2 separate regions of the Mus musculus genome follow, and region 2 is linked to region 1. The links are chromatin loops, found by intact Hi-C in ENCODE. Cell type or tissue: gastrocnemius. All regions are shown on one strand. Links, peaks and the distances in the headings refer to the core of each region. The heading gives the core; the rest is flanking DNA.

Region 1 (8,695 bases), core at 241-8,240:
AGAGACTTGGGGGCTGGCAGCTATGGGGTAATCCCTCCTTGGGTTTCTGTCCTCACCCTCGGTCCCAGCTCTGGGTAGCTAGAAACTTACCCACAAGCCCCACTATGATGTAACCCAAAATGAAGATCAGGAAGAGGACACAGCAGATGATGTCTGTGCAGCCCCTGGGGAGAGACGCACGTCTGAGCTACGGCATGTGTAATCATGGAGTGGGGAGTTGGGAGGTGTGGTTTGAGGGGTGGGTTAGTGTTTAGAGGATTGGAGAATGCTAGAAAGATCGGCATTCTTTTTGTTGTTGTTGTTTAGTTTAGTTCAGATTTTTGTTTTTCCAGATAAGGTTTCTCTGTGTAACCCTGGCTGTCCTGGAACTCACTCTATAGACCAGAACTCACTCTGGCCTTGAACTCAGATCCATCTGCCTTTGCCTGGAATTAAAGTGCTGGGATTGAAGATGCCCACCACTACTGTCTGGCAAGATAGACATTCTTTATCTACTTTAAGAAACCTCTTTTTAGGATGAGAATTCTTCTGCTGAAATATTGCACAGATAATAACAAACATACATACATACATAGAGAGAGAGAGAGAGAGAGATCATGTGCAGTTGCTTCTTTTCCTCACATATACACACACCTGAGTAGCTAGCACCCAAGTCCAGAAGTAGAGTGACCCAGTACCCCGAGTCCCCTCAAGTCCTTCTAGACAACACAGATGCCTCAGGGGACCAGGTTCTTGCATTAAACCAAATCCTCCCCACATCTCTCGGGGCCACTGCCCGTAGCTCACCTGTTTTTGATGGGGCCTCGAAAGGAGGGGTCATATTTGGCCGAATTCCCTGGAGGGGGGAGTAGAGAATAAGGCATTGAGGGTCTCTTCCCCCACATCCAGTCGCTCTCAGACACTCAATGGTCCCAGGCGCCTGTCTAGCTCACTAACAGGACTGGACCTGGATTAGCAGTATCCTGGTCAGAGAGCAGCCCCATGGTTGCCAGCTTGTGACTGCTACTGGGCAACAGCTGGGAGGTGGGGCCTTTATTTTTGGCAATCTTAGATATCAAATCTATGGTTTCTTACATGGGAGGCAAGTGCTCTGCCACTAAACTGTAACCACAGCCAACTATTTTATTTATTTATTTACTTTTTTTTTTTTTTTTTGGAGACAGGGTTTCTTTGTAAAGTTTTAGCTTCTTGGAACTATCTCTGTAGCCCAGGCTGGCCTTGAACTCACAGAGATCTGCCTGGCTCTGTCTCCCAGGTGTTGGGATTAAAGGCATGTGTCTCCAGGCCGCAGCCATTTGTTTTAAATTTTACTTTGTATTTCAGACAAGATCTTGCTGAGTTCTCCAAGCTGGACTTAAACTTGCTTCAGCCTCCTGACTGGTTTTTAGAATAAGCTTCTGAAAGTGGTTCTTAAAGGGACTCAAGGCTTCTGAGTAGTGTGTAACCCAGGTTCTGGGACTCCCTCTTAGTGGCTCGCAGACCCCAGTCCTATCTCTGTCCTCCAGCCTGTTCCAAGTCATCTCTGGACTATCCAGTCTGGGAGCCCCTCAGGGGACCATCATCACTTATCTCAGCCCTCTGGCCCAAGGATATGACAAAGAAAGGATAGTAAAGCTATGAAACCCTGCAGGGCAATGGGAGCTCCGAAGACCGCCCCACCACCACCACCCCACTCCGGCTACCGCACGGCTCTGGGTGGCCAGCCAGATTGACACCTGAGCCGGCTGCTGTGGTTGTGGCCTTGTGGCCACGTCCTGTTCCTGGTCCTCCTTGAGTACACAGGGGAGGGGGCGGGGCAGGGCGGGGCCAGGCTGCCAGGGTCCTGGTGGGCACTGAGGGACAGCTGAGGGGTGGGCTAGCCTGGGGCAGGTATCTTCTTTTGTGGGCATTTTGGACTCTGTCCCACCCGGGCTCACAGACACAGGGTCAATGATTGACCCAAGGCTGTTCCAGGAAGTTTTCTGTGCTCTGGCTATTACTCGGTCTTCTAGGGGACACCAGCCCCACCTAGAGGAGGCCCAACCCTCAGCCCTCTCTCTTCCCCGTCCAGTCTCAGGATCTGGGGGAAAGATTTCCAGCCCTTTACTTCAGCAGTTCTGGAAACAGGCCTCCCCTGTTTCCCCTCAGACCTCCCCTTCCACACAGCCCTGGCCCCGATTACTTAAAGTGCTCTAGATACACCAACATACACACTTCTTCCCAACTGAAACCTGAAGGCAGGTGTCAGTTGTCTCTCCACCTTAGGCCCCACTCCTCACAGGGGTCCTTGCAGGCAGACCCTAGCATCTCGGGGTCCCACCCCAAATTCTCACAAGAATTCCTTTAGTCCACGGTACCTGCCCCCCCCCCTCTGGGACTCTAGCATGCAGACCCCAGCAGCTCAGGGTCCCAGGCCCTCCATTTCACAGGAATCCTAGCAGGCTGACTGCAGAAGTTTGGGGTTCCAGCCCCCTACTCCTCAAAGGACTTTATTAGTTCAGAGGCCCATCTCCCCAACTCTTCACACAGATCCCAACAGGAGTCTCAGCTCCTGCCTCTTCACAGGGTGTGGGTTGACAGACACCCCCCCCCCCAGCAACCACAGCGCAGGACACTGCTGGACTCTAAGTCCAGAGCATCGGGACCCTAACCTGCCTCCTAACCACACAGGCTTTGTTTGCTAGGGCTCTGCCCTCAGGGACCTACAGCCCAGGCCTGACCTCCCCACTCCGCTGGCCACACAGGGACGCCAGCCCCAACTCCTGCTCATCCAGGTTCCATTTAGTATGCAAGATCTTTCTGGCGGCTCAGACCATCCTTCCAGGACCTGATTCTGTCTCTTTTCCTTGACTCCTGTTTTCCTGTAGCCGCTCCTCAGAGACCCAGGACTCCAGTTCCTCTGTCAGGATCCAACCTCAGCTGCCATGGCTGCAGAGCCCGGCCACCTCTCTCCAGAGCCCGGGCCTCTGCCCCTAGCCTTACCGTGAGCCTCGTTCTCATTCTGCTTTCTCCCCATGGCTCAGTCTCCGGAGTGATTGGAGCCACGGAGACCTAGCCGCTCACCTGCCGCCCGCCCCGCCCTCCCTCCCAGACGTCACAGCCCCGCCCCTGCCTGTGGTCCTCTACAGTTCCTTTTTCAGATCTCAACTCTTGACCAGCCCAGGGGTACCAGGGCTCAGAACTGGGTCCCAGGAGCTGCTTACCGGGTCTGCTACGGACCGCAGCAGGAAGAAACCGGAGCACTTTGATAAGGAAACACTGCATAATTGTTTAGAGTACTTCAACTGTGGCACACCCAAACCTCTAGGTTGTGATTTGCTTTTCCTTAAACCCCTGTGGCCAGTGGGTGCCCCACAGCTGTTCTCTTCCACCCCACAGCCACAGCTTGCTTCCTACCCAACTGTCCCCTCAGCCCCATAGTCCTCATCGTCCTGAAACAATCACCAGACAGTTTATTACCAAACCCAACATTTATTGAGAACACAGAAAATCAGCTGGCAGAGGCCCAACTTCAATCAGCTAACTGAGGCCAGGCTCAGTGGGGAAGGCCAGCCCTGAAGTCACTTGCACTCCCAGTGAGAAACCAGCTCTGGGAGAGGGGCCATCGACCTTCCAGGCCTTACTGGGGTCTCTGATGGAGAAATGTCTGAAGGGCAGTGCCCGGCCTGGATTTTAAGAGTCCTCAGGTGTTGATGGGGGGCAGGGAGCTGAGGTCAGGGAGCAGCTCCGGGTGGGGGTCCAGCCGGGCCAGGCGGCTCTGCTCCAGGGCGATGGCCTCCGCTGAATGCTTGCACTTCTCAGAGCCACACTGGCAGGTGAAATACTTGCTCTTGATGTCCCAGAATCGGTCACCGTAGTCAAAGCTGGCAGAGGAAACACAGGAGCTCTTGGCCCTTGGATCTAGACACTTCAAACCCATCTCATAGAGCCCAGGAGCCCTCTTGAGGGATCCACCTTCTTCCACCCAACCACTCCTGCAGATGGACTCCAGGTCCTTGTTGGCTCTGTTGACTCACACTCCCAGAGAACTGTCATAAATGCAGGCTTCTAGCCTTCCTGCCTTGTGACCAGACTCTCCCGAGGCTCTGCGGGAAGTGGGATGCAGCCTGCCCAGGGCCTAGTATACTCAACCATCCAGCCAACCCACACTAGCCCCCATCCCCCTTCTTGTTTTTTGCTTAAGATAGGGTCTCTCTACATAGGCCTGGCTGTCCTGAACTCTGTAGTTAGCCCAGGCTGGCCTTGAATTTGTAGGTACTTCTGCTTCAAGCTCTTTCAAACACTAGCATGACAGGCATGTGATACCAGGGCAACCTGGACTTCTCTTGTTTTGTTTTGACACAGGGTCTCACTCTGTAGCCCAGACTCTTTGTGATCCTCCTGCCTCAGCCTCCTGAGTGCTGTGATCATGAATGTATGTTCCTACTCCTGCCTTACACAGTTTTAACAAGCCTTCCAAGGGACACCTAAGAACACCAAAGGAAGCCGGGTATGGTAGCACACACCTTTAATCCCAGCACTTGGGAGGCAGAGGCAGGCAGATTTCTGAGTTCGAGGCCAGCCTGGTCTACAGAGTGAGTTCCAGGACAGCCAGGACTACACAGAGAAACCCTGTCCCGAAAAACCGGGAAAAAAAAAAAAAAAAAAAAAAGAACACCAAAGGCTGGTCAGTGCCCTCAGGCTGGCTCCTCACCCCAGCTCCTCCCCAGTCCGGATGTCCCTGGAGCTGAAGAAGGCAATGCGTGGGAACCGTAGATCTTGGTGCAGCATGAAAACCCGGACAGGGATGATGTTGGGGTCACACAGGTGGTTAATGAATCGGCTGATGTTGCCATAGTAACGGGCATCAATGCAGTAAACCTCGCCATCCTGGGGGTGGAGACACAGTGTTCTTAATATCCACTTCTATCCACTTGCCTGGCTAGTGTTCCTGCAGTGACACCCAGTCCCTCCACCCAGGCTTCCAGTCCCAGATGTTACAGGTGGCTGCACAAAGCAGCCTTTGGTAGTTGAGGGCAGAGGTGCTGCATCCCACCTTGTTATCTAAATCGAAGAGGTAAGAATCATCCTCTCTCACATCAGCCTCGGCATCAGAGATCAGCTCTCCTACATACCTGTTGGACGGAAACTTCAGTTCTGCATGAACAGTGAGCAGGGCTCCCGGCCCCACCTTCCCACTCAGTTCTCAGAGCCCAGGGGAGAGATGCAGGACATGGTCCAGCCACTAGGGGTCGCTGTGCAGCTGTAGACAGGCAGGTGGGAGGCTCTGTACAGGTGGAGCCTGCAAGACCTGAGCAGGCATGGTGGGAGATGACGTGTGTGTGTGTGTGTGTGTGTGTGTGTGTGTGTGTGAGCCTGTGTTCTGGGGATTAGCATCCCTGGTGGCTGGCTGGGTGGAAAGTTGCCAGGCTTAGACATTAGGAGGTGTGTGCACCAGGAACTATCAAACAGGTGGTAGGCTCTGCGCAGCTACATCAGTCATGAGGTCGCCCCATGTGGCTGGAAGAGGAATTGCCCAAGAGAAGTGGGTGTCTGAGAAGTTGAGGGAACAGAGAAACTGGGAGGTCCTCGGAGCAGGTGAAGGGGCTTCTCTGCTCTAAAGGCCACAGAGAACCTAGGTGAGTCTGACGGCAGAGGGGAGGAAGTGCACAGGAAAAAGCTATTCTCCACTTTACAGATCTGTCTGCCACAGGCATGCTCCATCTAGGCAGCGTGCAGGTAAAGGGGGGACATGATGTTTGGAAATACACTCGGTGGGCGAGCAGAGACATGTATCCTGACATGGAGCTCTAGGGTCAGCAGAGCCCTCATGCACCACGGCCTCACAGTGAACTTACTCGCAGATGAACGTGCCCTGGGGGATGGTCTGCAAGGCTCGGACCCCCCAGCCCATCTTGGCAGTCCGGTAGAGCTGCAGCCGTACCCTAGAGGTGGAGAGGGAGTCACACTGAGTGTGGGACACCTGGGAGGGCCCCAGGGGAGGGGAGGCGGAGGCGAGGCAGGGTGCCGGGGCGCGCGCCTCACTTGATGCCGCTCTGCACCACGCGGTTCTTGCAGCTTCTCCAGCAGGAGCATGCCTGGTTACACTCAAAGATCAGGGGGGGCTCGATCTTGTTAAACTCCTGGAGCAGCCGCCCGTCCTGGGGTGCGGAGGGAGGGGATAGTGGTTTCTCTGTGGGGCCCATTTCAGCTGCCCTGGACCCAGAGGACTCCACAGGAAACTCCACTCTGACCCCAGCCAAGAGCAGAAGAGCAAGGTGCAGAGTCTGCAGGCTGAGGTCAGAGACCAGGAAGTGTGCGCGCAGGCACTAGAGCGCGCATTTGCATATACTCCAGCAGAGAGGCCCATTGCATTCCTGGCAGGGCTTCCTGCCACACCCTGTGTCTCTTCCCCAACACAGCAGGGTCCTGGCTCCTTGGCAGACCTGCCAGGTGAGGGTCACGTACCTTGTCATACCAGCATCGGATACTGAGCTGACCACATAGGCAATTGGAGCTGGAGCAGTCATCCACACACGTGCAGTGCTGTGGGAGAAAAGTAGGAGTGAGTGGGGTTCATGTTCCAGGACAGTGAGTGGTGGTGGTCCCAGTGTGAGGGGGAGTCTTCATGCCCCCCATCCTGGTGTGGAGGTGCTCCCACAGCATGGTGAGCGGGGCTGTGCCTTACCTGCAGATGGGTGATGTTGCGGTCGATGTTCATGGTCGATGTCTCGCAGTTCTCAGAGATGTACTTGTAGTCCTCCGGGCACGGCTCCCCATCCACACCATTGACACAGGGGATGGGTACATTCTCATAGCCTCGGGCTACGTCCCTACAGAAGGGGCAGATAAGGTCAAAGTGGGGCAGAGTAGTTCTGAGGGGAGGATTCCTTGATCTAAGGGTGCTGGCACTTTTATCTCAGCACATGCAGGGAGACGTTCTTGAAAACAAACAAAGACACCACGGAGAACAATCTCGGCTAAGAAATAGTTATGTCCCAAGTAGTGACTGGGTTATTTCTGTTTCTTGGTGAGAATGCAGACTGAGCCCAACAGCACGGTGCATACTAGGCCAATAAATGCTCGCCCACTGACCGATGTTCCCAGCCCCGACCTTTTCTCATTCCTTGGTGAGATACAGCATCCTATAGCCCCGGCTGGCCCCAGACTGAAAGATAGCAGAGAATGACTTCGACAGTCTATTCTCCTGCCCTGGCTCCCGAGTGCTAGGGTCAGAGGCATATGTCACCACCCCAATGGACTCTGGACTTTTAAATTTTAGCTGGAGACTGAGTCTTGCTACAATGCCCCAGCTGGCCTTAAACGTGAAGTTATGATTTTCCCGCCTCTGCCTCCTCAGATGCTATAAGGACAGACAAACACCAAAGTACTCAGCTTGCACAGAACACATCTGGATTACAAACTTACATATCTTTTTGTTTTGTTGGTTTTTGTGGTTGGTTTTTTTGAGACAGGGTTTCTCTGTATAGCCCTGGCTGTCCTGGAACTCACTTTGTAGACCAGGCTGGCCTCAAACTCAGAAATCCCCCTGCATCTGCCTCCTGAGTGCTGGGATTAAAGGAGTGCACCACCACGCCCGGCAACCCACCTCCTTCTTTGAGACAGCATCTCACTGTACAGCCCTGGAACCCAGAAATCAGCCTGCCTCTGCCTCTGCCTCTGCCTCCAGAGCGAGATTAAAGGTCTACACCACTCTCCGCCTGGCCCGAGCAGCCTCATGTCTGAGTGTGGTGTGCACAGGATACAATGAGATGGAAAGCTCAGAGGGCAGTCCTCGGGAGGCAGCTCTCTCCTTCTGGTGGGTTCATGGCTTAAACTCCACACGCACTTTCAGCAGTTGGGCCGCCTCACACTAGCTTTGTGGTTGTTTTTGTTTTGTTTGTTTTTCCTTTTTTAAGTTTTGAGTCTCATTGAGCCTCCAATATGCAGGCTCAAGAGGTAGTCTTCCTCCTTGGCCTTCAGAATAGAAGGGATCACAAGTAACACCTAGCTCCTCTCTGAAATTCTTATCTATCTGGGTGTCTGCCTCAAACTTGAAATCCTCCAGCCTCCACCACCTCGAAGGCTTGGAAAACATGTCCTTTTTGTTCTCTTGTCCTTTTTTGTTTGTTTTCTGAGACAGGGTTTCTCTGTGCAGCCCTGGCTGTCCTGGAACTCACTTTGTAGACCAGGGGTCCTCAAACTCAGAAATCCACCTGCCCCTGCGTCCCAAGTGCTGGGATTAAAGGTGTGCACCACCAATGCCCGTCTCCTCTTTCTTTTGTTTAAAGATTAAGGTCTCATTATGTGGCCCTTGTTGGCCTGGAACTTATTACATAGATACAAAGCAGGCTGGCCTCAAGTTCAAAACAATCAGCTGTCTGCCTCCTTCATGCTGAGATTACAGGTGTGGGTCACCACACCCTGCCCTCAGCTTTTTTCAACTGTGTGTGAGAGTGTCATGAGGTGTGTTTGTAAGCCAGAGGACAATTTGGAGGAGTTGACTTTCTCCATGTGAGTCCAGGGACTGACCTCTGTTAGGCTTGGCCACAGGCTCCCTTGTCCACTGAGGGTCTCACTGGCTGAGTCCCTTATTTCCACCTCCCCTAGTGGCAAGATGATTCTAGCAATTCTCGGGATGTCCTGTGCCTGGGAAGGGGCCTGGGACTGGCCAACGTGGGCCGTGGCAGTGGGCATGGATGTCTGGACTGCACTCACCGGCAGATGATCTTCTCGG
Region 2 (8,695 bases), core at 569-8,568, 71 kb before region 1:
AGGATAAAAAACTGAAAAAAAAGGCCTATGTGGAAAAGGTTTCTGGATTGATTTTGAAAGGAAAATTGATATTTTGTCAATTAGCAGGAATAGACCCAGCAGAAATTGTGGTACCTTTTACTAATGCTGAAATTGCCTCATTATGGGCAGAAAATGAACATTGGCAAAGAGTTTCTGGTAATTTTCTAGAGAAATTAACAATAAATATCCCCAAAGCAACTTCAGTTTTTGAAAAGTACTAATCAGATTCTCCCTCATATAGTTAAAGGGAAACCGATTTCTGGAGCCCCCACATTCTACACTTATGTAAATAAGTCAGGAAGGGCAAGTTATAAATCAGGAAAAATAAAGTGGCTCAGAGCCCTTATGATTCAATTTAAAAATCAGAGATGTATGCCATTCCTGTATAATATTCGATATTCCTGCATCTCTTAATATAGTTTCTCTATGCAGAAAGAATTGTTTTACATATTGAAACTGCTCAACTTATTCCAAATGATTGAGAATTAAAACGTCACTATTTATTCAACTACAACAAATAAGCAGAAATAGAAATCGTCCATTGTGGCCGAGAGGTGGTGGCGCATGCCTTTAATCCGAGCACTTGGGAGGCAGAGGCAGGTGGATTTCTGAGTTCAAGGCCAGCCTGGTCTACAACGTGAGTTCCAGGACAGCCAAGGCTATACAGAGAAACACTGTCTCAAAAAACAAAAATAATCTCCATGCTAACAGCAAAGGTTTAAAGAAAGAGGCTTCTATCACTTGGCAACAAGCCAAGAAAATGATACAATGTCCCATTTGTTCTTGGAAAACCAAACTCCAAATTCCAAAGGGAACCCCCCCCCCAAAGAAATTTGGCAAATGAGTATGTTTCATTTTTCCAGAGTTTAAAAAATTAGAGTATATGTTCCAGACCATAGACACATATTCGGGATTTCAATAGGTGATTGCTTTAAGTCTAAAAAGGCTGATTCTGTAGTTATACACACTTTGTGTGTTTTCAGATCAAAAAGACCAGACAAGTAGCCCTGGTGATCCAGCTTCACAGCCTCAGGAATTATTTCCTCAAAAATCTGTATCCAGGACAACTTCAACATGCCTTGCTAAGATGCTCCAGTCCCACAGGCTGTTCCAGCCAGGACTTCAATTAAGCCTTGCTCTTTCCCATCACAAGGACTGGACCACAAATGATACAACTAGCTAGCTCTCCCAGGACTTGACCAATATCTCAATTTTCTTAAGGTCCTCAAAAAATGCTGTTGCCCTCAGGAAGTATTTTAAGAGAACAATGCCGCCATTCCTAAGAGGTGGGATGGGTGGGTTTTGCTCATTTGCTGGGTGATGGATATTTGTCATTGTTTAAGGGGGATGGGTCACACGCTGTTAATGGTCTTAGTCAACCAGGAAACCCAGTAAAATTAGATTCAGGGATCTCTTTCTTTCCTCCTTTCTCTCCTATCTAGTATTAGTGGGAAGGGAGAGGAGAGGTGGTGAAAAGAAAAAGGGGAATATAGAGATGATAGGATAAAAGGGTAGATTATTGAATCTACTTCTCTTTTTTTTTTTTTTAAGATTTATTATAATATGTAAGTACACTGTAGCTGTCTTCAAACACACCAGAAGAGGTCATTAGATCTCATTACAGATGGTTGTGAGCCACCATGTGGTTGCTGGGATTTGAACTCAGAACCTCTGGAAGAGTACTCAGTGCTCTTAACCACTGAGCCATCTCTCCAACCCAAATCTACTTTTATATTAATGAACATCAATAAGCCAAATATTTTCCCATGAGTATATTTTTGTATACTGATATGCATTCAAGATTATATTTTTGTTTTATCATATTGTATATGTTTCAACTAGTTTAGAGTATTGCACCACAGCAACTCATTTAAAAATCTAAAGTTCTAAAATCCTTAAATGATACTATATTACAAACTGTTTAGGATAATTAAGAAATGCAAGTTAGTAATTAATCAAATTGTGGTCATGGCAGATATTAGTTTAGCTAATTACAGAAATAAGAGTTATTTAGCCTTCTGTAGATGTTTTCAAAGTTAAGTAGATAGTAAATAGCTAGAAACAAGCAATGTTTGCCTATTCAGATATGCTATATATAGTCTTGAGATCTAGATTATGGTATTTAAGATTTTGGGGGGGGGGGGCGTTTCGAGACAGGGTTTTTCTGTATAGCCCTGGCTGTCCTGGAACTCACTTTGTAGACCAGGCTGGCCTCGAACTCAGAAATCTGCCTGCCTCTGCCTCCTGAGTGCTGGGATTAAAGGCGTGTGCCACCACGCCCCGCTCTTAAGATGTTTTAATAACATAAGGCTTTTCATGCCAGAGCTCCTGCCAGCACCCCAATACTACCTCTAAGAAGATGGTGGTTGGGGCTAGAGAGATGGCTCAGCGGTTAAGAGCACTGACTGCTCTTCTGAAGGTCCTGAGTTCAAATTCCAGCAAGAAGACAGCTAGTGTACTCACATATAATAATCTTAAAAAAAAAAAAGTTTAAGAAGATGGTGGACACTGAAGAACCTCTAATTGGGAGTTTGCTTCTAAAGTGGCTGAAGTAGAAACTTCTAGTTTCTTTGGAAAGTCGATTATGTCAAATGATGTTTTCCTGGGGCACACAGGTGAAAGAATGTCTTGCTATAGCAGACACATAAAAGAGCGCATGATAAACGAGTGTAAATATTACCCTACAAACGGGGAGCATGAGAACTGGTTTGGTTTGCTCTGCCTTGCTATTCTTTGCTAATGACACCTGTGACCTGGTTCACCTTGCATAGCGTTGTTGAGCTCCACTTGCAGTAATGCTGCCATTGAGAGAAACTCACCCAAGAACTGCTCGTGAGGTTCCTGTAGCTTTTTGCTGCTTCAGTGGCTCAACGTCTTCTGGCAAGCCGGGTGGCTTCTTCAGGATTGAACTACAACTGCTAGTTCATGCTAGCTAAGAGGACTGGACTACAGCTGCTGGTTTATGTGTGGGGTCTGCCTGTCCGAAAGAACCATCTGCAGCTGCAGTTTCATATTTGGTATTTGCTACAGGACTGAACTGCTGATAAAGATTGAGCTCACCTATTGCTAAACCAATCTACTTCCCCCACATCCTAAGAGCTTTCTCTTCCATTACCTTTGGTGGGTGGTGGGCTGGAGGAAAGGCTGGATGTTTAAGAGTTGGCACTGGCACCTTAATTTACCCGACTACAAGCTTTAGGGCAGAAGTACATCATGCTGGTAAATCAGGTTGGAATCTTGGTTGGAGATGGGAGGAGGAGGAATGTAGGGTGCTGGAGTGTCAGTGAATTCAACATCCTTTCTCAACTCCCTGCCCAAAGCAGACGACAAACCAGGAATTCAGCTTGCATCATAAGTTTTATTCCCGATGCGGGACAGATCTTTCCATCCCTCAAATGTATTACATGTCGCCACGGAAGGGCTTAGGATGCTGCTCCCATCTCCAGGAAAGATGAGAAAAAGGTACAGACTGGGAGCCAGTCCAGGACCATTCTGCAGTTCCTGGCTCTCTTACCCTCCCTTCTCAGCAGAGGAATTATCTCTCATCCATTCAGTTAAAAAGAAAAAAAAAAAATCATTAACAAAACAAAACACACCTTAAGTATTGGGCAGGGGTGTTCTTGTCCTCAGTAGGACGTCAAGTTCTGGGTCACCAATGGGGAAGTGAGGGGGAGGGGGGAGGTGCCATCACTGCTTCTGCTGAAGGGCTTCCTTCCTTGCTGCATCCTGTAGCAGTTGTGTGTCCACCTCATCTGCTGGCAGCTGCACATAGCGGACGACTGAGCCCCTGATGAAGCAGTTCTTGACTGATAACTGGAGACAAATATGAAAGCACCTCCATTAAAAGTGTGTCCTCCGGCCACCCAGGGGCCTTTTGCTTTAAAGGTTTCCTCCTCCTCCCCCTCCCCAGCCCCAACTTACCATGTGAGGGTATTTCTCAGGGTCTGTGACACTGATGTCGGTTAGTTTGATATTGAGGTACTAAGAAAGAGGAACATCGTCATTAACCCTAGAGACAAGATACAACAACCCACCCTCACTGGCTGCTTTCCTTCCCCAAGAACAAACTGACCCTTATTGTATATCTCACCTGGTCCACAGAGTGGAGGGTTCCACAGATGCTGTCAAGGGCAAAGAGGGAAGAAGCATTGGTTTATGCTGAAATCAGCGTGGAGGGAAAAATCAAAACTAGAACGACAAGTCGGGGAGGAACTTAAGGACCTGAGGCCTGCAGGCAGCATCTGTGAGTTCTGAGGTAGAAACGAAAATGCATCCCAGACTCAGTCTTTGCTCACACCAATGCATCAGAAGCTAATATTTAACTACTGCAGGCCAGGCTTGCATTCCATTTACTACTTGTATTTCCCTTTAAAGACAGGATCTCACTGCGCCCAGGCTGGCCTCAAACTATGGCAATCCTCCTACCTCCACTTGTGGAACTACAGCTGGGACCCACTATTCATGATCATTCCCCACTGGGTTTCTCTGTGAGGACCTAGAACTAGCTATGTAGATAAGGCTGGCCTCAAACTCACACCTGTTTCTGCCTCTACCTCCTGAGTGCTGGATTAAAGGTTTAAGGGATGCACTGCTATCAACACCACTTAGCTAATCATCTTTCAAAGTATTATCATCCTCCAGGATATGAGAGAGGTCATGGAAGGTAACAAAACTTACAACCAATAAACTGAAGGTCAGCCCAGATCTGCATGACTCCCAGAAGCATCAACTATTATTTTTAAAATATTGATTTTTATTATTTGTGTGTATGTGCATGTAGTTACCCACAGAGACCAGAAGAGGGCATCAGATCACTTGCAGCCAGAGTTCTAGGTAGGTGTGAATCACCTAATGTAGTTGCTGGAAACTGAACTCTTATTTTTCAGGGAGAGCAACAAGTTTTGTTTTGTTTTAAAGATTTATTTATTATTATATCTAAGTACACTGTAGCTGTCTTCAGACACTACAGAAGAGGGCGTCTGATGTCCGCTCTCTTTACAGATGGTTGTGAGCTACCATGTGGTTGCTGGGATTTGAACTCAGGACCTTCGGAAGAGCAGTCAGTGCTCTTAAAATCTCTGAGCCATTTCTCCAGCCCCCAGCAAGCTCTTTTTAAAGCACTGAGCAATCTCTGCAGCTTCCCTAACTGTTATTTGTAAACATTTACTGCTTTGGAGTCACAGACCTATGTACACATACTGGTAGCTGGAATTACTCTTTATTATTTTTGCTACACTCTTTTTTTTCTCGTATGAGTTTTTTGTTTGTTTGTTTGGTTTTTTTTTGTTTTTGTTTTTTTTCGAGACAGGGTTTCTCTGTGTAGCCCGAGTGCTGGGATTAATGGCCTGCGCCACCACACCCGGCTTCTTCTTCTTTTTTAAAAAATTGGATATTTTCTTTATTTACATTTCAAATGTTATCCCCCCCAACTTATCTTTAATAATGAAGATACAAGTCAAGTCTTCTCAGTTCTCCAGCCCTCTAGCCCCTAAGCAAGGTTATCAAGGCCAGTGCTCCCATACCACCTTACATGCCCCACCTTATATTATATTTACCCTCTGTGTAACCAACTTTAACCACCTCAGATCCTGAGTTTTACTTCCTCACTCTCTACATCCTATGAATCCCCACAGCTCTGTAGACCATTCGTGTGATTTGACTTTTAGACTATGAAAGGTCTTAGTCTGCACCTCAGTCTGGGCCAGCTTCTAACTTGGCCACACTGGTCAGAACCATCCTGCTGGTCAACCACTGATGTGTGTTCAAAGGTTTCAAGAGTCTACAAATAAAGTTATTTTGCTGGGCGGTGGTGGCACACGCCTTTAATCCCAGCACTCGGGAGACAGAGGCAGGCGGATTTCTGAGTTCGAGGCCAGCCTGGTCTACAGAGTGAGTTCCAAGACAGCCAGGGCTATACAGAAAAACCCTGTCTGGAAAAAAAAAAAAAAGTTATTTTAAAGAGAAACATGAGGGCTGCATATGAAGTTCACTTGTTGAGCATGCCCAGTACATGAAAGAAAACAAAAGCAAACAAAACCCGGCTTCAATGAAACTATAATTTTCGAAGCACTATTAGGAACCAAGTAGACCTTAACGGATGTGACAAGAACCCATAAACATATTTCCAGTGGTACAGCATTTAAGCATTTACCCCAACTCCTGAATCGTTAAGAGCAAATGATACAGCCAGGCAAATCCTAGCACTCAGGAGACAGAGGCATGTGGATCTGTGTGTTCCAGGACAGCCAGGACTACACATACATGTTACTTAACTGTATCTCACTGTGTAACTCCGGATGGCCCTGGACATATGTAGACCAAGCTGTCCTTGAACTCACACCTCTGCGTTCAGTGTTGGGATTACAAGCATGTGTCACAATACCAGGCTCACTCTTAAACTAATCTTTTACACTTAAGACGAAAGGTATTTCTTCTGTGTTTTGCCTACCTACTCTGAAGTAACTTTGTCAACAACAACGACAAAAAGGATCAGGACACCCGGCACCCCCACCTTCCACCAACTCGCTAAAATAAGGACCTACCTCAGGTCATTCTTGAGTTCCACGACTACATCCTTGCCCACAAGAGACTTGAAAAAGGAGTAGAAGAGCTATTGGAAAAGAGGGAGGAACTATCACATGAAAAGGGACGGGGAGGAGGAGCCCGTGACAGTATTTTGAAATACTAGTCTTTGTAGCCCCTCCTAGTAGTTCTCAAAACTTCATAACCAACAACAATCCGTTAAACGGGACTCTGCAGTTCACGGAGCCACGGAGTGACAGGACCTGCGTTGCACCCCTCGACGCTAGAACCCACTCTCTGAGTCGACCACCTCCCAGCTGAGACCGCTTCCCAACCGCACCCTCACAAAGTCCTCGTCAACAGCACAGAAGTGCAAGGCTCGCTTCCCGTTCTCCCCCGGCGCCCGTGGGCTTTCTCTTGGACTTGCTAAAGGTTTCCCCCAAAACACCATCGGCTCCGAGCAGCCTCCTCACACTGGGGTGTGGGCAGTAAGGCTGTACGGAAAACCCTGGGGCCTGGCTGCCGCCCCAAGCGACCGACACGAGTGCCCGCACCCACGCCCGCACGGTTCGAACCGCCCGCCGCGAGCGGCGGCGCTCCCTTTTGACGTCACGGTACCCACCATGGTGCTGGCGCCACGCGGGGCGGCCTGGACCGCGAAGGAAGGCGCCGGGGACTGCGAGCCGGAGGCAGGGCGGGAGCCGGAGCGCGAGCCCGCGCGTGAAGCAAGACTGGATCACGCAGGCGCACGGGGAGCCGCGAAAACCTCGGCTGAATTCAGGCTCAAAGGGAGCGGGGTAGGGCAGAGCCGAGAGGACCGCCAAACCGGTAGAGGGGCGGAACTTCCTGTCCCCCCCACTTCCTCCCGAGCAGCCGCTTTCTCACAAGCGCATGCGTGGGCCGTGGCAGCTGCGCGTTGGACGTAGTTCGTCTCTTTTTCTGATGGTTGTTGAGACTTTTCTCTCTGCCGCGTGATTAGCTCGTAGTCTACGTTTTCTATGGGGAATTATTGGGAAGATTGAGAAAATTATGACTTGCGTATTCTTTAGTAAAATTTAAAATGTTGCTAAGAGCTGGACAGCGTTCGTGCCCAACTGGAATCCTGGAGTTGAGACGGGAGGATTCTGGTTTAGAGGTCAACTAAAGCTATTATAGCAAGACCCTGTGTCAGAGAATAAAATATACACCAATACACACTGGTTATGGTGTGTGTGAGTGTGAGAGAGAAACCGGAACACAAATCCTGATTCTTATCAAAGGTTCCCAGTAAGTAAGTTTCTCTCAATTTCAGTCTTTTGGGGTGCAAAGTTGACCCAGAGCGGACACATTCTAAGCAAAGCAAATGAACAACATCCCAGCTCTAATGTTATATATATATATATAATTTGGCATAGGACTCGTCTGTAAAGGACTAAACTGACTGGAACTCAGTGACAGAAATATTTTACTTTATCTTAGCTTTTTTTGTGTGTGTTTGACAGTTTTTGCCTGTATGTTATGTCTGTACTACATGAGTTCCTGGTAGAAGAGAGGGCTTCAAATGCCCTGGGCCTGGAGTTACAATGGTGAGCCTCCTTGTGGGTGCTGGCAATCAAATCTGGGTGTTCTGGAAGAGCAACAGATGCTTGTAACTGCTGATCCATCCCTGCATTACTGAAATATTTTCAACTAGATCACCGACAGATACTACTTTGGATGTTCTGGGAACAGCATTACCAGGCTTGTAACATGCTGGTTGTGAAGGAGTTCACAAGAGCTGACTGATTTAAAAAAAAAACAAAAAACTAGAAAAGCCTCAGTAGGCAAGTTCCAGAGAAGAAAGAGATGGTCTGAGATGAAAGGGCTTTGTTGTTATTTCGATTGACTTGTTTTATGTAAGTATGCTGTGGCTTTCTTCAGACATCCAGAAGAGGGCATCAGATCCCACTACAGATGATTGTGAGCCACTCTGTGCTTGCTGGAAATTGAACTTAGGACCTCTGGAAGAGCAGTCAGTGCTCTTAACTGCTGAGCCATCTCTCCAGCCCTATTGTTTTTTTTTTTTTAAATAATTACATTAAGTGGGAAGTTGCTAGGTTGTATCTTCTGTGGATATCATGTCTGGATAAATAGGGAAACACTTTCTATTCTGTCTTCTCTTCTTGAGGCTGGC

The links. A loop is a pair of places that touch in the nucleus more often than their neighbours do. Peaks named below come from ENCODE experiments on the same cell type or tissue, not always from the same donor. Only the 100,000 strongest peaks of a DNase experiment are listed, where the experiment ranks them.
Region 2: it touches region 1 in a loop (2.1-fold over the local background); 7 of 42 quality-filtered maps call a loop at or near these places.

Annotation. Positions count from the first base shown.
Region 1 is chr17:34,908,787-34,917,481 of GRCm38, reverse strand. It overlaps Ehmt2 (euchromatic histone lysine N-methyltransferase 2), which reads right to left. Exons shown (of 27, transcript NM_145830.3): 20 at 8,677-8,695; 21 at 6,647-6,791; 22 at 6,427-6,504; 23 at 6,004-6,119; 24 at 5,817-5,903; 25 at 5,015-5,093; 26 at 4,673-4,848; 27 at 3,409-3,842. The coding sequence ends at 3,662. It overlaps Slc44a4 (solute carrier family 44, member 4), which reads right to left and starts at 3,016. Exons shown (of 21, transcript NM_023557.3): 1 at 2,962-3,016; 2 at 787-835; 3 at 91-164. The coding sequence starts at 2,995. In gastrocnemius, for the core only: CTCF peaks have their summits at 2,019 and 5,211 (motif pointing right); a DNase peak (open chromatin) is centred at 5,255; H3K27ac peaks cover 1,151 bases.
Region 2 is chr17:34,980,556-34,989,250 of GRCm38, reverse strand. It overlaps Lsm2 (LSM2 homolog, U6 small nuclear RNA and mRNA degradation associated), which reads right to left and starts at 7,397. Exons shown (of 5, transcript NM_001110101.2): 1 at 7,166-7,397; 2 at 6,564-6,631; 3 at 4,112-4,142; 4 at 3,943-4,002; 5 at 3,360-3,834. The coding sequence starts at 7,168. The coding sequence ends at 3,709. In gastrocnemius, for the core only: CTCF peaks have their summits at 4,818 (motif pointing right) and 8,453 (motif pointing right); DNase peaks (open chromatin) are centred at 7,175 and 7,359; H3K4me3 peaks cover 2,333 bases; H3K27ac peaks cover 1,881 bases.